3 separate regions of the Homo sapiens genome follow, and all the other regions are linked to region 3. The links are chromatin loops, found by intact Hi-C in ENCODE. Cell type or tissue: Caco-2. All regions are shown on one strand.

What was found. Hi-C counts contacts between places; a loop is a spot of excess contacts. Peaks named below come from ENCODE experiments on the same cell type or tissue, not always from the same donor. Only the 100,000 strongest peaks of a DNase experiment are listed, where the experiment ranks them.
Region 1: it touches region 3 in a loop (4-fold over the local background); 4 of 110 quality-filtered maps call a loop at or near these places.
Region 2: a loop joins it to region 3, with 17 times the contacts of the local background. A loop is called at or near these places in 48 of 110 quality-filtered maps.

Annotation. Positions count from the first base shown.
Region 1 is chr6:168,709,198-168,717,197 of GRCh38, forward strand. LOC105378143 (a long non-coding RNA gene) reads left to right here. Exons shown (of 3, transcript XR_943296.3): 1 at 1-2,593; 2 at 3,003-3,155; 3 at 7,385-8,000. Among named protein-coding and RNA genes, the nearest start is that of SMOC2, 270 kb to the left of the region's middle. RefSeq lists a silencer at 7,564-7,764. In Caco-2, CTCF peaks have their summits at 2,076 and 4,793 (motif pointing left); a DNase peak (open chromatin) is centred at 4,814.
Region 2 is chr6:168,880,662-168,888,661 of GRCh38, forward strand. No RefSeq gene overlaps it. Among named protein-coding and RNA genes, the nearest start is that of LINC01615, 280 kb to the right of the region's middle. In Caco-2, a CTCF peak has its summit at 4,158 (motif pointing left); a DNase peak (open chromatin) is centred at 4,136.
Region 3 is chr6:168,612,473-168,620,472 of GRCh38, forward strand. All of the region lies in intron 9 of SMOC2 (SPARC related modular calcium binding 2), which reads left to right. Among named protein-coding and RNA genes, the nearest start is that of SMOC2, 180 kb to the left of the region's middle. RefSeq lists an enhancer at 483-652 and a cis regulatory region at 568. In Caco-2, no CTCF peak of the experiment used is centred here; a DNase peak (open chromatin) is centred at 4,549.

The DNA.
Region 1 (8,000 bases), 97 kb after region 3:
TTCTCTGGGTTTTCCTCTTGACATTTATTAGGGCAGTGGACTTCTGCTCGACATCATCTTGAAAGTCTAGGCTTGTTATATTGTGTCATAAATAAATATAACTGCTATTTCCAGAAAACAGAGACACAGTCAGTTCAAAATTAGAAATTGAATGGAAGCTCCATGGAGAACCAGTGAGATGTCGCCATGATGTAAAATTTGGAAGGACAGATCCAGCCACAGGGAGACAAAGTATGTGTGAGAGCAAAGGAGCCGCTGGTTCCTGAAGTCAGGGTTGCAATCTTTGGGGAAATGTGTGGGTGGATCCGGGCAAGGTGATGGAACTGGGAGACCTGGCTAGGTGAGTGGGAGACTCTCTTAGAGCCGTGCAGTTTGATGGAAGGGGGCGTGGGGCACGAGGCGGTGGACAGAGGGCAGGATTGGGAGCACCTGGGGCTGCTACATGGAATGCTGGCTCTGTGCCATCTACCACCTGTGACCGTTTTCCATCTCTAAACCCAGATCTGTCATCTTGCAAGGCCCCTGTCACCAGCACATGCCGCAAGGTCATGGCCCCTGCCCTCCCGCAGAGGCTGAGATGGAGATGCAGAGCCCCCCGTCTGCTCAGAAGAAGGACGCAGAACATGACTTGCTTTGATGATTTCCAATAAACTTCCTCGCTGACTTTCCTCTCATCTCTTCCCCTCCCTCCTTCATTGTGTCCTTTCTCAGTTGAAAGCAGGAAAGGCAGGCAGGGAGGGGTCTTCATGTGGGGCCCTGGGAGGTGGCCAGTCAGGGGTCAGGGAGGCATTTGCTTTTGAGTTGGAGACTGATGCTCACTGGAAAACTTGCCTTTGACTCTCGTCAGAACTCTTCACAGGGCTCCAGTGGGTGCGGGTGAAGGGGCCTCCTGGGGGAAAGTAAGGGAGCACAGAGCAAATTACCCAAACACCACACCTGCAGATGCACTCTATCCCTCAGCCAGCCTCATTCCTGCCCAAGGTAACAGAGCCAGCAGGTCCTCATCACGGTGCCATGGGGACGTCCGCTCTCCTGCCCACCCCCACGCAGGTGCTGTGTGTCCCAAGTCCACCCTCTTCACCCTGGGATGAAAGAAAGGCATGCAGGAAATTCAAGGGGCCAGCTGGCTCTGAGGCATCATTGCTGGACACTGTTTTTATAACAACCACTGAGCGAGATGGTTGAACGCCGCATGCACAGAACTCCACCGGCTGAATGGTCTGTGGGCTGGGATTTGCATTCAAGTTCCATTTCCTCACAGGAACGGGTGAACTGAGTTTCATAATCCAAGGCGACCTTCTCAAGGAAGCTATTGCCTTTGGTGAGTATCACCCTGAAAACAGTGCTGGGTGTTTGTCTCTCCTCTCTCGCTGCTTGGCTGGGCAAGTGCCCTTTGCCTAGAGGGAGGGATCTGAGCCACACGGGGCTGTGAGGGACCCCATCTCCAAAGGGCTCCATTTACTGGGTTTTTATACTTCTCAGAATATTGATCAAACCATAGATTTTCTGTAGTCTCACAGCAAAGCCTGCAATCCCACCGGCAACCGCGTGACAACCTCAAGCCAGTCACCTTTCCAGGCCCAACAACTGTCCTGTGAATACAGGGTGCTCACGGGAACGGCTCCATCAGCCCCGCACGCCAGTCAGTGCCATCTCCAAATGGTCATTTGGTCTCAAGTTTAGCTTCTGTCTTAATGTCTATGGTTTTGGCTGAAGTCATATGGTGTTATTGAAGCCGAGAACAAAATCAGCAGATTTCATCTGACATTATTGCATATGGGTTCATGAGGTTTTGTGGTTTCTTCATCAAACATGTAGTTAAATGTTATGAAACGGAACCATAACAACCTTGTCCAGGAAAAATCTATGTGTCTATTGAGGCACCAAATGTGCTTTCAAGCTGAATGGTTGGCAGGGCTGGAGAAGATTAGCCTAGAGTTTAGTAAACCTGCCCAGGTGAACCACTGAATCTTGCAATTAAGTTGCTTCTAATGACTTCACATTTGGGAACAAAAATAAACTTTAAAAAGAGAACTAGTACAAAAAAAACAGTGTCCTTCTGACTATTCTAACGCCCCAGAGGTCAGATGTTGAATTGCAGCTTTGACCAATTTCCATGGGAGAATTGCACATTTAAAAAAATAAACTTTTCTTCAAAGCTAGTGAGGCAGAGGGAGACACCTTCATCTCCCTCCCGCCCTTCTTAGCTCCTCCAGGGCTGGCCATCCTGTCTGCAACGCGGATTCTTCTGCATTTACACATGTGATATTTACAGTGAATGAAAGCTTTATACTCATTATTCATAATAATAATATCAAGTGCCTCTTAGTTCCAGGAACTGTTTCTCTTCATTGCCCCCCTCTTTAAGTTAACATGCAGGGAAAGAAAGAAAGAAAAGAAAAAGAAAAAGATTTCTACCAGATACGAAGCTACAGTGAGAAGGGTTCTGCCAGCAGCCACGTTCCTCAGCCCAACTCATTAATTCTGTGCCCCTGAGTCACAGCCGCCGGACAGAGCAGAATCTCTCCCTGGAGGCATTTCTATGCCAGTGAGAAGGACAGTGGCACCAAACACGCAGAGTGCACAGTCACTGGTGAGCACCAGGGAGGGCAGAGCGGAGGGCTCTCATAACGGACCCCAGGAGGGATATCTGGGTTGTCCTGCTGCTTGTGGGACAGACACCCTCCGGGCACAGGGGCAGTGCCTGCAAAGACCCTGAGGCCGGCGCTTGCCTGGCCTGTTTTGGGAACAGTCAGGAGCCCCTGTGGCTGTCAGGGAAGGGGGATGTGGTTCCAAGACCCCAAGGGAATGGCCCTGACCCTGAGGAGGGGAGAAGGTCTCAGGCAGATGATGAGATGGCAGGCACTGCCCTAGCTATGGGAGGAGATGGGCCAAGTGGCCGAGGGACACAGGAGTCCGCAAGGATGCAGGACCAGGGTGGTGCAGTGCAGCCTCAGAGATAGCAGGGCGGTGAGAATGACTGGCCCTGGGGACCTTGGCAGGTGAAGGTGACACTCACCAGAGGTTTGTGGCCTTTGCACCTGGAAGATCAGAGCTTCTCTCTCTGAGATGAGCTGACACAGCATGCCAGGCAGAGACAGCCTCGGAAGTCTGGAGGTCCTGAGACTCCCCTGGAAGGAGGACACAGAAATGAGGTGGGAGATGTCTGGGGGCCTCGGGGTGCTGGGTGTTGGGGAGTCAGGGGACAAGAGGGCAGGCGTGGGTCACTTCTCTCATAGAAAAGCCATTTTGGAAATGCCATGTTTGAAGTAAGTATGTTCTAATATTTCAGAATAGACAAATCTCTACATTCCTAATGACTTTCTAGCTTGTGCAGATAGCCAGAGCTTCCTGGAGTGGCCTGGGATTTTGCTGCAAGTATCATGAGGAATTTAGGACAGGAAGGAGGGTGAATGCCCATCTGTCTTCTGAGAAGCCCTTGCCAAGCTCTGCCTCACTGGAGCAGGTGCCTGGGCCTCCATGCCCTGCAGTGGGAGTCACTGGCCCAGTGTTGGGAGAGCTGCAGGGCTGGAGACCCGATTGGGGTCACAGTGGCGTTAGAGCAGAGGATGGCTTGGCTCCAGTTTGGCTGATTTAATGCCTTGACTCTCACCACCGCATCAGGAAGCCTCCACTGACATTTGCCTTTTCTGATAGCTCACTGATGCCAAACTCCAATCTCCTGTAGGGATGAATCTGAATATAGATATAGAAGCTGGACCCTTGGGAGAAAGTAAACTCAAAAATCTGTTGTCAAAAATTGCTTGCCAATCACTTTCTGATGGTTTGAAATCATTTGGAAGACTTTCAAATACACAGTTTTGTTCAACAAGAATGCAGGTCATTGTCCTTAATTGTTAATACTTGTTTGCTGCACACTGGACATCTAGCAGGTGTCAGGCTGCATTGTGGTAGCCCCGAGAGAGTCAGAAGGGAACTGCACAGGCATGCACAGTGCACATGGCAGAGGCCATCCAGCTCAGGGAAGAGAGGCACGTGTGTGCAGAGAGCTACAGCACAGCAAGGAGAGACACACACATGCAGAGAGCTACAGCACAACGTGGCCAGGATGTGGGGAAACTGGAGGCACAGGAGAAGACAGAGCCGAGGATTCCTCAGTGGACAAACTGGCCTGTGAGCAGAAACAGAAAAGCTCTAAGCACGTCCACTGGGCTAATGGCCAGGAGGGAAACCATCCTAGCAGGGTTCATTCAGGAGCAGGACCGAGCCAGGTGCCCAGTCATGGTGGTGAACTGCTGTGTCTGGTCTCTCTATGCAATCTGCAATTCTAAGCTCATTCTATTAAAAAATGTATCTCTTAATTTTAAAGACCACCTGAAGATTTACATTTTCTAGCTGCACATATCCTATAGAGGGAAATATTTATTTCATCTCTCTGGGATTTTTCCAGGAACTAAAACCTCAGGCACCAAAACCTCAGGCACCATCTGCACTTCACCCGGGGGTCTCCTGTCAGATACAGATTCTGCAGCTCTGCCCTCTGGCTGTCCACACCATTGGTGCTGCACCAGAGCTGACCCTTCACAGCTACTTAGTGGTTACTTGGAGTTGGTAAAATAATGGATACTTGGACCTAAATCAAACTTTTTATTTATCAAAATAAAAAAAAATGCCCTTAAAGATCATCAGGTTTAGTAGCTTTCAAACATCTTCACCATGGAATCTGTGCCCCAACTCAATCTGACAAGGAAGCCTGGAGCATAAGACACACATCACACTGGGGCTGGCTGGGCAAAGGTTATGGAGGCTGGTTGCTCTTACCAGCCTCCTGCTTCCCATGCCCAGCCCCCTAGTGGCCAGGGACACCCTGTCCAGTCCCTGGGATTCAGAGAACCCAGCTTTAAATGACACTGCAGTTTACTGCTGAAGCCAATGACGGGGCCATCTCTGCCTCAGAGCCTGGCCAAGTGCCCGTCCAGTCATCTGTGGTCACGCCCATGCAGGGGGGTGTGCTCCTTACAGATGCCATTGCACCCACAACACATAATTGGGCAGAAAGAAAAGAGAAGGCCTCTTTCTCTGGCACAGGGTACCTTCTCCAGGACTGCAGCAGCATGGCAGCATAGCCAATGGCACAGGTTGGGCATCTCAATCTTGTCCTGGGTCAGGCCTTAGCAGCTGTGGAACCTTAGTAAGTTACTTGTTACTTGGTCTTTCCAAGCTCTGATGTTGGCTTCACATGGAGCTTCGTGGGGCTCAATTACCAAGTGACCTGCACTGATTAAGTGCTCAATAAATGTTTGTGATGAGGAGGGTAATGATGGTGATGAAGATGATTGATGATGAGGATGATGGTGAGGAGAGGGAGGATGAGGATAATGATGGTGATGAAGATCATGAGGAGGAAAGTGATGAAGACGATGAGGATGATGGTGAGGAGGAAGAGGGTGATGGTAATGAAGATGATGAAGATGATGGGGAGAAGGAGGATGATGGTATTGGAGATAATGAGAATAATGGGGAGGAGGAGGATGATGGTGATGAAGATGATGATGAGGATGGTGGGGAGGAGGAGGATGGTGATGAAGATCATTGATGATGATGATGGTGAGGAGGAGGATAACAGGGATGAAGAGGATGGTGAGAATGATGGGGAGGAAGAGGGAGATGGTGATAGAGATGATGAGGATGATGATGATGAGGATGACAGAGATGAAGATGATGTGAGAATGATGATGAGGAGGAGGGGGATTGTGATAGAGATGAGGAGGAGGATGATGGGGAGGAGGAAGATGAAGACAGGGATGAAGATGATGGTAAGAATGATGGGGAGGAGGAGGAAGACGGTGATAGAGATGATGAAGATGATGGGGAGAAGGAGGAGGATGATGGTGATGGAAATGATGGTGAGGATGATGGTGAAGAGGAGGGGGATGGAGAAAGAGATGATCGTAAAGATTATGGTGAGGAGGAGGAGGACCATGGTGATGAAGATGATGATGAGCATAATAGGAAGGAGAATGATGGTGATGGAGAAGATGATCAGGAGAAGGAGGATCATGGTGATGAAGATGATGACGAGGATAATGGGGGGATGGAGGAGGATGGTGGTGAAGATAACGGTGAGAATGATGGTGAGGAGTAGGAGGATGGTGATAAAGATGATTAATGGTAAGGATGATGGTGAGGAGGAGGAGAAGGACAATGGTGATGAAGATAATGATGAGGAGGACAATGGTGATGAAGATGATGAGGATGATGGCGAGGAGGAGGATGGTGATGGATATGATGTTCGGGATAGTGAGGAAGAGGAGGATGGTGTTGAAGGAAGATTATGATGAGGATGATGATGAGGAGGAGGAGGAGATGGGGATGAAGATGGTGATGAGGATGATGGGGAGGAGGAAGAGGATGGTGATGAAGATGATTGATGATGACAGTGATGGGGAGAAGAAAAAGGAGGATGCTGATGAAGATGATGGTGAGAATGATGATGATGAGAAGGATGGTAATGGAGATGATAATAAGGATGATAGTGAGGAGGAAGAGGATGGTGATGTAGATGTTTGATGTTGAGGATGATGGGAGGAGGAGGAGGATGGTGCTAGAGATGACAATAAGGATGATGGTGAGGAGGAAGAGGATGGTGATGAAGATGACAGTGAGAATGATGATGAGGAGGATGGTAATGGAGATGATAAGGATAATGGTGAGGAGGAAGAGGATGGTGATGAAGACGATTGATGAGGATGAGGAGGAGGAGGATGGTGATTAAAATTATGTTGAGGATGATGGGGAGGAGGAAGAGGATGGTGATGAAGATGATTATGAGGATGAGGAGGAGGATGGTGATTAAAATGATGTTGAGGATGATGGGGAGGAGGAAGAGGATGGTGATGAAGATGATTATGATGAGGATGATGATGAGAAGGAGGAGATGGGGATGAAGATAACGATGAGGATGATGATGAGGAGGAGGTGATGATGAAAATGATGAGGTGATAGGGATGACGACAACGATGCAGCTGCATTCTTTCAGTTTCCACACCATGCTCTTCCAGGTCCCGTCGAGCTGGGCTGCTGTCTGAAGGCGCAGGGCTGGCATCTCCTGTGTCTGCCATCCCAGGCTCCACAGAGCCGCACATGCTAGCAGAACTCGGGAAGGCTGAGAGCTGGGCTGACGGGTTTTAGGTTTCATAATTCTCTTGTGTGAGCTCATTAAATCAAGTGTGAAAAACTAAGAAGGCACATGAATTCTATTTTTAAAATAGAATGCCCTGGTTCTTGCGTCATGGTTTTTATTTTTTTAACTTCATTGACTTAGAGTTGTTGGGGATGTGGCTAAGCAATAATAAGGCAAAAAACGTGAACTGGGAATTGGCTGCTTCTGTCACCGCCGGCTCATCCATCCTTCCTTCAACAGGTGCACTCACCCTCCTGGGGCCAGGTTGCACGCACAAGCTGGAGACTCCAACCTCACGGAGCTGCCCCTCCAGTGGAAAGAGGCAGGAGCCACACCACCCACAGGTGGATAAGTAATCTCGGATAGCGCCAGGGGCTGCAATGGAAATTAAAATGGAAACAGGACCAGCAGCCATGGGGCTGGGCAGCCCAGTGTTTTTAGGCAGAGGGGTGAGGAGGCAGCCTGGGGCTGATGCCTGGATCTGAAGAAGGAGTGAGCTGTGTGAGATTTAGAGAGTCATGCCAAGTGGAGGGAACAGCAGACTCAGTGGCAGCCAGGGGAGGAAGCGGTGTGGGGAGGTGGGAACGGTGAGGTGGGCATGGGGATGTGGGCACGGGGAGGTGGGCAGTCTCTCCATGGCCTGCCTTGAGAAGGAGAGGAGAGGACGAAGGCAGGACATCCTTGTTTTTAAGGCAGGAGCTTTATTATTGTTATTTTTTAACGTAGAAGAGGTTAAAGCTTGGTCTCTGCTATTGAGGTAATATGTCTGGCGGGGAAGTGGAGGCTGTGGGATAGACAGATTTCAGGGGCACGACTCTGGAGTCCGGGAAAGGGATGCCGCTATGCCTGGTGTCTG
Region 2 (8,000 bases), 270 kb after region 3:
CCGAAGCCCCTTCCTTATCAACTGAAATTCTAGAGCCATCGCTAGTTGAACCTTACTGGTTTCTGCCTTGGCAGAGCTGGGTGACCTTAGGCAAGACAATTAATCATCGTATGCTTCAGTTTCTGCAATATTACCTATGTCATAGGTTTATTGTTTTGTCAAAGATTTAAATGAATACATTAAGGATGTATAAAGAAATTAGGATAGTGTCTAGCATTCAAAAGTGCTGGCTGTTGTCAAAGTTACTCTTTTCATTTTTAATATAAAAATGGCGTGCGTGTTATAGGAGACAGATGTGGGGGAGTGCAGGTGAGCAGGGAGCTGTTGTCTTGGGAATTCGTTTCTCATCTCTGCAGTCTTTGAGGAAGAGAAGCTGAGACGTGGAGCCTGGATTTTCCTCTGTGGTCTGCAAACATTCAGCGCTTCTCTAAGCTCCCATAGCTGTTGTATTTGCTATTAAATGACCTAAAATTTGCTGGTAGTTTGTTTTGACTGTTTCCTCGTTTGGGGGCTCATTTTTGCATTTCCAAGGGTATATATGAGCTTCCTTCCTCCCTGAGAGCAAACACTTATTCTTCCGTGAAACATCCACTGTTCATCGCAGCGGTGGGCATGCAGAGCGCAGCTCAGTCTCATTGAGGGGGTTGTTCCAACTGAGTTCAGTGACCACTGAGGGCTTAGCAAGATCTTAGGAACTAGACTCAAGGTCAAAGGGCTTCCCAGCTATCCAGGAGCTCCTTTAGAGAAGAACCTAAAATATTTGTATGCCATTAGTGTTTCCCTAGCTTAGTTTTTGGCTGATTGTCCTGAATAGTCTATAATTGAGCCTGACAATTACTATTGCACCCTAATGTATACACAGCCGTTTATTCATTTATATCTTTGACGATTTCTTAATGGAAGCCATGAACTAAGCTGGGCACTGTGCTCAGAATTAGCATAAAGAAGGCAGAGTCGAAGAACCTCACATTGTAATGAAAAAATTTGATATAAACATGTAATTAAAATAAGATTACTGCACTATATTAGAAAATATATGCAGTTAATGTTGCAAACAGAGAGGCAAGCAATGTAATCCAAGTTTCAAGAACATTTTAACTGAATAATCCTTGGTAGGGAGGCCATTCTAAGCTGAGCCGCAGAACCTTCAGAAGGCAAGGTGTGTCCGATGGCTGATGAAGGGTCTGTTGTAGCTTAAACCTGGAGCTCACAGAGGAAAGGGGGCACAAGATGACAGAGATGGGTGGATTCCATGTAGACTTATGAGCTACGGAGGAGTTCAGGCTCCAGCCTACAGACTTGACCAGATTTGAGTGTTTATAAAGAAAATCCTGGAGACAAGTAGAATGTGCTTTTGGGAACGGAGAGCTGAAATCTGAAACATCAGGTATGCCAGTCTTTGAATGGTCTGTGTGTGAGACCATGATATCCCGTGATGTGACACAGGGGTCAGGGTTGCAAGGTGTGTGAGAAGCAGAAGTCATTACTTGACGAGCCAGTCATTTCCACAGCTCCCAACAAGGAGACGGAAGCTCTGCGTTTCTTAGAGCCCAGTCCTGGGTCCCATGACACACACATTTTGCTTTGGTGTAGAACGCAGAACAGTGGCCTAAAGCAAATAAAATTATTTAATATGGAAATAGTAGAATATAGACAAATTGTAGAAAATGGGGTTGATGGTGTCTGCAGTGCTGACATATTGCGGGAATAGCGAAGATTTCCAGAAGAAGAATTCCAAGTTTCCAATAAGAAACTTATTAGCCCATCTATAACAATCAAATACTTCAGTTTTAATTGTAAAAATATTCACGATGTTGTAATAATGCTTTATTTCATGTAAACATGCAAGAAAAAATCTTTTGTAGGAGCCATGAGTTCTATGTAGCAAAATGTACTGTGAGTCTAATAGGTACAAGCCTAGGCTCCAATGAAAAGTATTTATCACGCTCCTAAAACAATTGATGTTTCCCAGAACATAAACCATAAACTCCACATTTTTATTTTATCATGGCACAGTGGAAAAGGGGGTGGCATATTCCAAATACAATCTATCAAAGTTTTCCTTATTTTGTCCCATACTTACTCTGTTTTCATGTTAAGCCTGTGGAACTGTTTCCCTAGCTTTAAGAACATGGCAACAAAAGACGCAGGAATCAGAGGATTCTGCCCCATAACTGAAGTATGCCCTTGGCTGTGCTGCCAGGTTAAATCCACCTCACAGCATCCGGCCTCCTGTTGGGTGGACATCCACGCTTCCCCTTTTCACTATCCCGACCCCACCCTAAATACTTGTTTTCGGAGTTGGCCGTGTCAAGCCTTGACTTACACTAGAAGGGTTACTCTTCCCTAAATACTTCATTTCGGGTTTGGCCGTGTCAAGACTTACGCTAGACGGGATGCTCTTCCCTAAATACTTGGTTTCGGAGTTGGCCATGTCAAGCCTTGACTTACACTAGAAGGGTTACTCTTCTATTGCACTCGTAGGGCAGAGAGCAGCCTATATAGACTTTGGGTTTTTTTAAAGGTTTTGCTGCAGCACCTAACTTCGAAACTTTGCTTAACTTTTGGAAGCACATGCAGTTCCTCAGAGAGATACTTAATGACTTCTAAAGTAGGTTGCCAATAAGGAAGAAAACCTTTAATCTATAAGGTGAAAAAGGGCCAACTGGGAGCTGGTGCTGTATCATGCCCCTGCTCTGAGATTCTGGGTCTGTTTTCTCATTTGTCAGATAGAGCCACAGGCCAGACAGTGTATGTAAAAGTTCCCTTCAATCTCAAATAACAGTGATTCTATGACTCTAGGTTCATTTATTCTAAATCATTTCAAACTTGTTAGGAGACGGATTTACAGTGCAGTCCATGAAGCTTGAATGTGAGCTCCCTCAGCTGCCGTCTCTTGCAGGGACTCAGGAGGGAAGCTGGACACATGTCTGTCTTCACGGAGTCTGGACAGCTCTCCATCCCCTCCCATGTCCTCTCTGCCGCCATTCCCTGGTGTCTGGTGGCATCGAAGGGATCATGAGGACTTTGAGATCCAATTTGAAAAGAGATGAACTGCAGTAATTTCACTCTGGCATGGTGGGATCCACTCATGGTTCACCATCACGTCTGTGGATAGTTGAATTACTGCTGATCTTCCCAGTGTGGAAGTGGCTTCCAGAACATTCACCCAACCACCGTGTGTCTCACCCGGCCTGTGACAAGAAGGAGCAGGGCCAGAGGTCAGTTCCGACGCAGAAGGGTCCTCCAGGGCCCAGGGGGATGGACAGCCAGGCAGACACAAGGCTCAAAGGCGCCGACCCCGAAGCTGCTCTGCAGGAAATTCTTCCAATCTGTACACCCTAAATTATATGCAGGTTCATCCCCACCTTATCCAAACAAAAGTCCTCGTCTGTCAAGCATCTCCTGTCGAGAATGCAGTACATGCAGCGATAAACACATCACACACAGGAAAAGGCATGTGGCACAAACACAATGGCAATTACTTGTGCAAGGTAGAACTTTTCAGAACCCCAGCGTCGGCAGTGCCGGGCGGGGCTGGCAGTCGGAAAAGCAAGTTCTGCGGCGGACCACGGGTTTAGGCTCACCGCGCAGTCCCAATACAACTCTATTTCCTGCGACTCTGGAAACTGAGTTTTCTTTCTGTTCTCTCTAAGGAAAACAATATTAAAATAGAGATAGCCATTGGCACATGAAAAGGTGGTTGAATAATATGCAGAAAAATTGGGGGAAATGTGTATGTGGGGCCGTTATTCAGTAGAAACATTGTATCACGTTCAGATGGGCCTTGTTGGAGAAGATTTGCTAGGTTTTCAGAACGCGTAGTGTTGTTGAGGTTTCTCTTCTCACTGCAGGCGAGGGCTTCCTGCTGTCCTTCCTGTTTGTAATTCGGTTTTACTTTTCTTACAGGGCTTCCGAAATCATTGAAGTGTCAAAACCTGAATCCACCAGAATGTGTCCATGGAACTGAAAACTATCAGATATTTAGACAGGGTGCGTTAAAGGGCTCACCGTGCGTCCGTTTTATGCCGTAATTATGTGCACAAATAATTGCATGGCCGGCGTCGCGTGAGACGCGGGAAGGACCGGGGAGCGGCAGAACCAGGGCTTCCAATTCCCGTCCGCGTTTAAAGCGCGCCAGCGCCCTCTGGTGCTCAGGCTGCGCAGCGCGCCGGCTCCGCGGGTGCCGCCAAGGGCCGGGGCTGCCTGGGGGCCTGCCCGGGGTTCCAGACCTGCTGGACCGTGCATGGCTCATCAGGCCGGGCCTGTCCAGGGGTTTGAGAACCGCAGACCTGCAGGACTGTGCATGGCTCATTAGGCCGGGTCTGTCCAGGGGGTCCAGACCTGCAGGACCGTGCATGGCTCATCAGGCCGGGCCTGTCCAGGGGTTCCAGACCCGCGGGGACCTTGGCTCCATCAGGCGGGAACCGCCCCGCGGGATTCTGAAAGGATGAATGCATTTTCCTCTTTCTAGCATGGAAGGATTGTTAATTATTTCTTCGTAGTTTTCTGTGCTTCCCTTTCTCCTTTTTGCCTCACCTGCTCTTTCCTCCTGAATCCTGAGTGATTTGGGTAAAGCCAATGGTCGGATTACCTGGGAAGAAGCTGGGAAGCCAAATGTATGAAGAGCGGGGCTTCAGATAGGGGCCACGGAGAGCCCAGGCCCAGGAGGCCTGCAGAGCCTGGGAGGAGGGAGGCTCACCCAGCCCGGGGCCTGGCCCCATGGGGGTCCTGCTGCAGAGGAGGAGGGAGGCTCACCCAGCGCTGGGCCTGGCCCCTGGTGGTCCTCCTGCAGATGTAGCCGTGAGGGCTGCTGACCCCCTCCAACTTCACCGCCTCTCCTGAATCCCAGGCCATCCCAGCCTCGTCTGGCGGTGTGAAGAGTGGATCTGAATTCCAAAGATCTGGGTCTTGCTCTGACTTTCCCCATTTGCTGCAGTTTGAGGAAGTAACGAATTATTTTGGAATCTTCATGTGTGTACATTTTAATTTTTAAAATAAGGGTAAAAAAATTCCACCATTGCAGGTGACTGAAAGTGAGGAGGGAGAGCTTGTGTGGAAGGACATGAAAAATTGCTCTCGGAGCCAACAACTGCTGCTCCCTTCTCCCTGCACCCTCTAGACAGGCGCTGTTCCTGACCCTGTGAAGAGGCAGCGTCATGCGGGGCGATGGGAACACAGAGACTGCAGCATGGACAGACGTTTGTGTTGCAAGCAGACACACACCTCCAGGGTAAATGTTTATTCCAGAGGCACCACCATTCCCACGCCCAGCGAGTGTGCATTCTTTCTGGATTCAGAGCCCCACAGTTGTGTTTGTGAGTCATCAATGGTGAACGGTGGGGCCTTCTGGGGACAGGGGTGTGATCCATGTCTCCGTTTTCAGGTGACAACACCAGTCCCCCACCCACCTCACCCCAAACAAAGAGGCCACTGATCCGGGCCGCACAGACACCGCAGCCAGCAGCCATGCGGCCCCGCCTTTTCATTTATTAAGCAGAGATTAATAATGGTATATTTACGGCCTGTCTGCGGCCGAGCGACACTGCGGCATTGATTCATTTCTGACCCTAGTATTGCGGGAACAACGACGCCGTTGAGTTCGCTGCTAGATTTATCACTTGAGGAGGTGGGAGGAGAAGGGGGTTACTGCAAATAGAAAACGCACCTCTGGAAGCCCTTATTTATGAGCTGCTCAGGAACCGACCCCAAGACATAGCCACGCAGTTTCCAGTAACTGGGCGCTGTCACTGGCGGGGCCTCCCCAGGTGGTGGCCGTCGGAGGCTGTGGCCGGGAGGTGGCCCCGGTGCCGGCCGGGCCACACGGACAGCGTCTGGGGCAGCCGCGCCCCTCCGTCCCCAGGCCGCAGGCTGGCCACCCTGGCCGGGCGCGCACAAGATTTACACACCATCGGCGCCCACAGAGTCGACGGGCCAGCTCAGCTTTTTCATTAGCGTCCCCACATGGCACAGCAGAGAGTTCCTACGTCACCTCCAGAATGTATTATGCAAGGGCTATTTCTGTATTTCTGTATCTACTGAGAGGTTATGTCAGGCAGCCCATCAACGGAAAAATGTGAAAGCAGGTTGTGACAGAACGAATATTCAGCCCAGCCCAGCACTGGACACAGATTAGGAGTTCATAAAATATTAATATTTGTGGGCCGATGGATTTTTGTCAGCTTCTGTGGTTTATTTCTCTTCTTTTTTCTCTTTCTTTTTTCCTTTTCCTCTTAAAAAAAAGAAGTTTAAAATGCATGACATACTATCAGTTGTTAATGAGAAAGTAAAAAGTGTAAGAAGTATTCTAAAAATAACAGATGTTCTTTCTGTATTCCTATTTGTGATTTTTTTTTCTTTATTAAAAAGAACCTTTGTGTTTGCACCCTGGCGGGTTTCACTGCTCTGAAAAAGGGACTGATGTAATTTAAAGTTAGTTAATATTTAAAAAGCGGTTCCTGCCCACACTCAGCATTTGTGGAGTCAAACGGAGGTTGTGCCGGTCCGTCGCTGAGACTTATCTCAGGAAGCGCACAGGCACGGTGCTCGCCCTGAGAGTGAGAATCGCTTGAACCCAGGGAATGAAAAGGTTATTATCCCTGACTTAGGGCCTATTCCCTTCCCCACTTACTGTTACCCTTCCCTCAGAAACATTCACAGTCGAAAATGAGGATTGAGTGTATCTCGTGAGAAGAACCACCTGGTTCTCCCGCAGAATCATAGCCCAGGATGAAAGCATTTCTCCCACTGAAAGTTGAATTTAAGGACCCAACATCTTTTCATCATATGGCACACCTCAGAAAACAAAAACAAAAAGTACAGAGAGAAAAGCAAACCCAGCGTCACCCACCTCGCCCGAGAGCCGTGCTCACTAGAGGCCAGGTGCCTCATTCCTTCGCTTGAACCCGGGAGGCGGAGGTTGCAGTGAGCTGAGATCGCGCCACTGCACTCCAGCCTGGGCAACAGAACAAGACTCCATCTCAAAAAAAAAAAAAAAAAGTTATAATCGTTTGTGAATACACAAGTGAAATTTTTGTAGGTGAATGAGTAAACCTTTATTAAAGTTTGCAGTAACTTTTCCTGTTTGGGAGCCAATAAAATTGTGTTCAGAAACATTTCCGTAGACTCTTGAAGAGCTTGTAGCAGCAAAAGAATCGTGTGTGTAGTGCCTGCACCACTGCCCGGGGCTGACCTCACCTGTGCCTCTGGGCCCCTCCGTAGGAGGATGGACGACGGCCCTTGAAGATCTGCGCGTCTCCACCCACCTAGGAACCTGCGCTTTTCCTTACCTGGCAAAATGGACTCTGCAGTGCAATTAAATTACTGTTTCAAGCTGGGAATCTGCTGGTGAGATGGGGAGGTGACCCTGGCCCATCTGGGGGTGGGGACGCTGACACAGGGTTCTCATAGCGGGGAGGCTGGGGATCCAAGTCAGGAAAAGGAGCTGTGACCCCAAAACCAGAGGCTGAGGTGTGACGATGGGGAAGGGGCCGGGAGCCCAGGATGCAGAGAGCCTCTCGCGCTGGGAAAGGCAGTAAGAGGGATTCTCCCTCAAAGCTCCGACACCTGGATTTTAGACGCCTGGATTTTAGACTTCCGGCCTGCAGAACTGTGAGGGGACCAATCTGTGTTGTTTTAAGCAGTGATTTGCAGTGATTTGTTACAGCAGCAATGGAAACAAATGAGCAGTCCTAGGATCTTCATCCCAGCTGCTCCTGGGGTCTCAGGATGAGACGCGGGGCCCGGTTCCCCTCACACAGGGTCTCTGCTGGCCTCTGAGGGCCCCTGTCCCAGACGAGGGGCTTGGCTCACCTGCCCCCCTAACTTGGCCTCTTTCAACATGATGGACATCGTTCTGCTCTCCAGCTGCTCAGAGGGCAAGGCCTGCACAGAGGCTGTGGTCCATGGATTGGAGTTTGTGGCCCAGCTGTGGGGAGTATGGAGAGAAAGAGCAGGAGATACGCTGGGGTGCTGGGGACAGGGAGATCCCAGGCCAGGCA
Region 3 (8,000 bases):
AGCCTTTACTCAAACAGCAGTGCTGGGTTCATGATCTCCATCGGGGAGAGGGTGACCCCAGCCTTTACTCAAACAGCAGCGCTGGGTTCGTGATCTCCATCAGGGGAGAGGGTGACCCCAGCCTTTACTCAAACAGCAGCACTGGGTTCGTGATCTCCATCAGTCCTCAGGGCCCCTTCTGCTGAGTGAGAGGGGAAAAAGCCAGAACAGTCCCTTGCTTGCCTCAGCTGCGGCACCGGCTCCATTTGTGATTCAGGCTCGTAGGCCCTCGGCGCGGCAATGCAAGAGGCCATCGGCACAACCTTGTCAGAGAGGAGATGCAGGCGAAAGACAGAGGTGCAGGGAGATGCACCTGTCCAGAGCAGAGCAGGCCCAGTCGCCGGCAGGTTCAGGGCAGGAGCATCGGCCAAGGAGAGTTGGCTCGAAAACTTACAATGGAGACTTTGATCTAAAGTGAAGTCAAAATAAGTGATTTCATGGCCTAGAGTGCAGGGTTTCCTCTCACCTTTCCTGATCATGCAATTGTGTCTTTCACTCTCGGATACGGTTTTCCGGCTGACTCTCATTCTCAGGACCAATCGTATTCGAATGAGCAGACTGGCTTTCCTCTGGGCGTTGCTTCATTTCAGTCTACACTGGCAGGGAACGCTCACATTTTCGTCATTGTGACGATCTGCGCTGCGTGCAGTCTGATCTCACTCTCAGGCACTGTGGTCCAGGCCACCCCAAAGGCAGCACAGGAGCTGGGCCCTGGGGGTCAGGAAGGTGCAGGGGAAGTCTGACGTATCCTGTGAGCCATTCCTTCCTCCACCAGCTCAGGTGAAAACAGCACTGTCTTTCTGTGGGTGTCCTGATGTTGGTGGTTCAGCAGTGGCACCAGTGTGAGGACAGAGGGGGCGGCATGAGGAGCCCCTTGGGGAGCCTGGGCATGGCCCCTCTGTTACTGCCCTGTACCCCAAGCCAGGGTCCTCTCCTGGATCCCCAGAGCTCTTCCGCCTGGCACACAGTCTAAGAAATGGTCTTTATTTTGGTCAAACAGCCTCTCACCCAAGTGTTTCTGGAAGCTCTATGGACCCAGCAGACTTCATGAATGGTCAAGGCCTCTCCCTAAAGGGCATGGCACAGTGCCTCTTCACATCTACAGCCAGCACAGGGGGCCTCTTCACACCTACAGCCAGCACATGGAGCCTCTTCACACCTACAGCCAGCACAGGGCCTCTTCACACCTACAGCCAGCACAGGGCCTCTTCACACCTACAGCCAGCACAGGGGGCCTCTTCACACCTACAGCCAGCACAGGGCCTCTTCACACCTACAGCCAGCACAGGGCCTCTTCTCCTAGAGCCAGCACAGGACCTCTTCACACCTACAGCCAGCACAGGGGGCCTCTTCACACCTACAGCCAGCACAGGACCTCTTCACACCTACAGCCAGCACAGGGGGCCTCTTCACACCTACAGCCAGCACAGGGCCTCTTCACACCTACAGCCAGCACAGGGGGCCTCTTCACACCTACAGCCAGCACAGGGCCTCTTCACACCTACAGCCAGCACAGGGGGCCTCTTCACACCTACAGCCAGCAGGGGGCCTCTTCACACCTACAGCCAGCACAGGGCCTCTTCATACCTACAGCCAGCACATGGAGCCTCTTCACACCTACAGCCAGCACAGGGGGCCTCTTCACACCTACAGCCAGCACAGGGGGCCTCTTCACACCTACAGCCAGCACAGAGCCTCTTCACACCTACAGCCAGCACATGGAGCCTCTTCACACCTACAGCCAGCACAGGGCCTCTTTATACCTACAGCCAGCACAGGGCCTCTTCACACCTACAGCCAGCACAGGGCCTCTTCATACCTACAGCCAGCACAGGACCTCTTCATACCTACAGCCAGCACAGGGCCTCTTCATACCTACAGCCAGCACAGGGCCTCTTTATACCTACAGCCAGCACAGGGCCTCTTCACACCTACAGCCAGCACATGGAGCCTCTTCACACCTACAGCCAGCACAGGGCCTCTTCACACCTACAGCCAGCACAGGGCCTCTTCACACCTACAGCCAGCACAGGGCCTCTTCATACCTACAGCCAGCACAGGGGGCCTCTTCACACCTACAGCCAGCACAGGGGGCCTCTTCACACCTACAGCCAGCACAGGGCCTCTTCACACCTACAGCCAGCACAGGGCCTCTTCACACCTACAGCCAGCACAGGGCCTCTTCACACCTACAGCCAGCACATGGAGCCTCTTCACACCTACAGCCAGCACAGGGCCTCTTCACACCTACAGCCAGCACAGGGCCTCTTCACACCTACAGCCAGCACAGGGCCTCTTCATACCTACAGCCAGCACAGGGCCTCTTCACACCTACAGCCAGCACAGGGCCTCTTCACACCTACAGCCAGCACAGGGGACCTCTTCACACCTACAGCCAGCACAGGGGGCCTCTTCACACCTACAGCCAGCACAGTACCTCTTCACACCTACAGCCAGCACAGGGCCTCTTCACACCTACAGCCAGCACAGGGCCTCTTCATACCTACAGCCAGCACAGGGCCTCTTCACATCTACAGCCAGCACAGGGCCTCTTCATACTTACAGCCGGCACAGGGCCTCTTCACACCTACAGCCAGCACAGGGGGCCTCTTTACATCTACAGCCAGCACAGGGGGCCTCTTCACACCTACAGCCAGCACAGGGCCTCTTCACACCTACAGCCAGCACAGGGCCTCTTTATACCTACAGCCAGCACGGGGCCTCTTCACACCTACAGCCAGCACGGGGCCTTTTCACACCTACAGCCAGCATGGGGCCTCTTCACACCTACAGCCAGCACGGGGCCTCTTCACACCTACAGCCAGCACAGGGCCTCTTCACACCTACAGCCAGCACAGGGGGCCTCTTCACACCTACAGCCAGCACAGGGCCTCTTCACACCTACAGCCAGCACAGGGGGCCTCTTCACACCTACAGCCAGCACAGGGCCTCTTCACACCTACAGCCAGCACACGGCCTCTTCACACCTACAGCCAGCACAGGGTCTCTTCATCTTCATACTTACAGCCGGCACAGGGCCTCTTTACATCTACAGCCAGCACAGGGCCTCTTCATACCTACAGCCAGCACAGGGGGCCTCTTCACACCTACAGCCAGCACAGGGCCTCTTCATACCTACAGCCAGCACAGGGGGCCTCTTCACACCTACAGCCAGCACAGGGCCTCTTCACACCTACAGCCAGCACAGGGGGCCTCTTCATACCTACAGCCAGCACAGGGTCTCTTCACATCTACAGCCAGGAGCATCTTTTTTCTTGGGGCCCCAAGCAATTGCTGGCATAATTATCGTCTTTGACTCATGTAGAAACCTTAGAGGCAACACCTGGATTTTTCAGACACGATTTTAGCACTATTCTAATTTTTTGAAGATTAGTTATGGTTTTCTGAGAGAGCATAAAATGAACCTTACCTTGCCCTAAGTGGAGCTTAGGACATTTTCCAAAAGGTAGTTAGATCAGGAGCAACACATTCCTGCCAGGTATCATGTGACATGTAAGGACCTCGGTGTTTACCTTTTCTACAAAGCAGACAGGAGCCGGCCAGGACCTCGCTTGGTGGCCTTTGAGAGCCTCACAAAGGTGACACGAGGTGTCAATATTCTGCCCACTAAAAATGTCTACTTCTGTGATCCCTGCTGTCATATCAAAGACTGAATTTACAGACACGAGTCTTCTAAATTTTAGCTGAGCTGGGAACAAAGCTTCAGGCTTTAGAAACATACTACTGTAATTCTGGGGATGTGAGTAGTTAGGTGAGCTATCTGCACTCTGTGTCCATACAGGCTCACGCCAGAACCAGCTGCTCAGGGCACAGGCTCAGACTCTCCATGACCCATGAGGCTGGGACAAGGACTGGGTGTTGAGGAGGCTGGGATGCGAGGCTGTCTGTGAGAGAGGATTTTTAACCTGGCATTCTGCTTTTGAGAGCTGTCTGGTGGCATGATACCTAAAGAACATCAACTCAGCCTCATGGGTAGGGCTGGGGAGTCCCAGATATGGCAAGAGACCGTTCCACATGGCACCACTTGGAAGAGAGAGCTGAATCTACATTATTTTATTTTTTGACCACTAAGTTGGATGTCTAAATATGAAATTTGCCCATGAATAAGATTAGTAACACTTTTGAAGGAAATTGCAGTTTTTAGGAAGCGTAACAGTGAAATGGACCATTAAATCAGTTTTATTGAGAAAAGACTGCTGCAAATAAAAACTCAGAAAAACCACACATATAATTGCCATCCCAGAGGCATCATAAGACAGGAAGAGCAGGGACAAGGGGTGCCGAGGAGTCAAGCGGTTGGGAAAAGGTGGTTTTCAAGAACCGGTGTCTGTGGAGCATCCCGAGATGCCGCTGCACTGCGGGGGGGTTGCAGGGAGCTCCTCCAGCAGCTGAGGGAGCCCACGCAGGTGCAGGGACACAGGTGAAGTGAGCGTTTCACTCAGCGCTTGCCTTTTCTCCTGGGAAAGAAAGTGGACAGGATGCACCCTGCAGAGGGCACCGGAGAGATGAGAACTAAGAAGGAGCGATATGGCTACTCTTGCAGCAAGGCCAGCAGAATTCTCAGTGGGATTTTATTACAATATTTCTTTTGGCTGATATTTTGTCTTCATGTTTGAGAGTAAGGAGACATTGGAGGTTTGGGGGAATGTGGGAATTCATCATTCTCAAAAAAACAAGAACAGGAATAGAGAAATTAAATAAACAAAGGCGTTTTATTTTCCTCAACATGTAGAGGAAAGACTAACAAATGTCTAATTATGTACAGGAGGGTGCTGGGCGCTTTTTCTGTTTATTAATTGATACTTCAACAGCTGAGTGTGAATAACTGAGCAGGGTGGCTGTTTCTCACCGACGTGGCTGAGCAGGAGCTTTTCTCACACCCAAGGACGGGTCTCCCAGGGGCCCAGGGCACTGCATTCGTGGACTCTGAAGACGGGGCAGGAAGCTGGAGCTATAGTTTCTCCCATGACCTTTCAAGCAAAAGTTTAGGACTCTGATGGGCCAGGGGCACTCCACTCTTGTCCCGCACTCACATCCGCTTGGACAAGTCCTGTCTCTGCTCCAAGCTCTCTTGCATCTCGCTGGCTGCCCCACTGCTTCCTCCAGGCGAGTTTCCAAATAGACTGTAAGTAGATTCTGATCCCCATCCATGCAGCAAGAAGAGGTGTCTGGAAACCCCAGATCTGGCCTGTATTGCTTCCCATCATCAGGGTCTCCTGGCTCCAGATTAAATGTGAACTGCTTGTTGTGACCGATGGGGCCCCTCCTGGCCTTACCCCAGTGCATTTTCTGTTTTCTTCTCTCCGCCATGCATGGGACTGTATCTCGCCTGATTGCATGGCCTACTTGGAGAGGCGGGGGTCGCGTCCAGCGCCTCGCTGAGGGGCCATGCCTCCAGCACACAGGACACAGGTCATTTCCCTGAGAGGCATGCTGACATGGATTGCCAGGTTTATGGGGTCTGCCAGGGATAAAATAATCTGAGATTTTTAACCCACCCATTTATTTCCCATCCAAGAAAACGGATCTGTCCTATGGCGTGTTATTAGCCGCAAGGCTGCCTGCATGGGAGTGGCCTGGACCATCGCCCCAGGGCCCAGTGCTCCAACAGGACCCTCGGTTTATTGCTGTGCTATCACCACGATGAAATAATTAATTTTTAAACGCGAGGCCTCCGTGCTCCATTTTGCACTGAGCCCTACAAACAAGCCGATCATGATTAGTAACAACACACAGCTTGCAATTCACTGGGCATCCAATGGCAAAGAGCCAGCGTAGTGGCATTAAGAGGCGAGTCAAGGAGAGGCAGGTAGTGGCATTAAGAGGAGAGTGGAGGAGAGGCAGGTAGTGGCATTAAGAGGAGAGTGGAGGAAAGGCGGGTAGTGGCATTAGGAGAGTGGAGGAGAGGCGGGTAGTGGCATTAGGAGAGTGGAGGAGAGGCGGGTAGTGGCATTAGGAGAGTGGAGGAGAGGCGGGTAGTGGCATTAAAAGGAGAGTCGAGGAGAGGTGGGTAGTGGCATTAAAACGAGGGTCGAGAGGTGGGTAGTGGCATTAAGAGGAGAGTTGAGGAGAGGCAGGTAGTGGCATTAAGAGGCGAGTCAAGGAGAGGTGGTAAAAGAGTTAAGACAAGGCCAGGGAATGACGATGGAAGGGCTAGGAATGTCCCGCATGGGGTGAGCACAGATGCAGACAGGAAGACGGTGCGCTCAGGACATCAGTAGCCCAGCTTAGGCGATGGGGAAGGTGACATCGTCTCCTGCAGGGACTATGGGCTCTCGACGCAGCAGGCACACGGGCATCCGGTCTGGGAGAGACAGCGATGGCAGGAAAGCTGGAGTGCCCTTCAGTCACTACTCCACAGACTCCACTAAACTGGGAACCAATTTCTGAAATTATGGGCTGCATTTTATTTGTTTATTCAATATAATAAGACAATAAATATCTTAATCTTAAAATACCCAGGAATTTGCTAGAATATCAGAGAACCAAGTGTTAGATGACCTATGACCTGACACAAAATGACCCTCAGCACGGATCGGAGAACTTGAGTTCTGAGCAGCGCCGGTGACCGCAACAGCACATTGTTGAGTTATTTTAGAAGCAATGTGGCTTGTTTTTGTTTATGGTTTCCTTTAGAGCCAGATTTTTAAAGATAAAGTGCCATTTAAAAAATTCCCAAAGACAGCAGGGAGCATTCTGAACGACAACAGGACAGTCAGCTCTGGCCAGTTTAGCCTGCGTTACTTTGAAAGTTATGATTATGCAGAAGAGAGATGGAATAAAGTTTAGATTTACGTTCATCATGAAAAAGGCATCTGCCAGACAAATTAATAGTGTAAGCAATATTTCAGAGACAATTTAAATAACTTGAGAACAAACTGGTCTCCAACACTATCAAATATATTAAATTAATTTCTAAACAATTGTTATTCTATTGCAAATAATTCCTAACTCTATTAAAGCAGTTTATCCTAAATGATTAACTACTTTAAAAGCCTTCCAAGTACGGTATACACTTAAAAATAACAAGTATGCTTTTAACTGGCCTACAGTGGTTAGTTTAGACTTCCCTCCTATCTTTTCTGAATTGATTGAGGCTCTACCATAATCAAATTAAAACCTCCTATAACGCAAGTCTCACTTACTTCCCGTTTGCCGCTGACTCAGGCAGGAAACCACCGTGGTACTCCTGAAAGCGCCCTTCTTTCTCAGAGGCTGTGCACTTCAGGTGAGACCACAGTGAGGCCAGTCCGGACAGAGGGGACTCTGCCTGGAGTCGGAAGGTCTCCACAGCCAGCTGTCCCTTGTGTAGCCAGTGCCTGCCATGGTTAGAAAGCCCACAGCTTCAGTTTACACGCTCTGTGTCTTGTGGCCCTTTTACTCTACGTACCAGTCATGGTCACTGTGCTCCGGCAGGCCGTTGTCCAGCTCGCTCTCAAGGTTCCGGACACACGGGCTCTGTGCTCCCTGAGGTTGGCAGTCACTGCCTTCAGGTCTTCAGATCCCCTGCACCAGGTTGCTCAGGCATGAAACACACAGCCCTACCTGCGTGTAATATTTGCCTGTGGTCTCTCCCCTCCACCAAACCAAGCAATTCAGATGCCTTGAGCGTTCTTTAGCTATCGGTATTTCATCTCTTCACTGAATCATGTTTATTGTTTTCACTTGGAAGCGCTTATCTTCCTGATTCCCCTATGTCTTTAAACCCAACGCTGGCAGAATACTAAGACTGCATGGTGCCTTCTCTGCTTTACCTTCTCATGAGAATTACAAATCCCTTTGTTTTCTAATTTTGCAAGCAAGTATTTATTACATGCCTGTTGCATAGGTGGTGCTTGCCAATGTTCTGGGAGATGCAAGTCAATAGAGATCCAGCTCCCGTACTCTGGAGCTGAGACCTGGCTGTGAGGATTGCAGGTTTATGACCCTGGGATGAATGC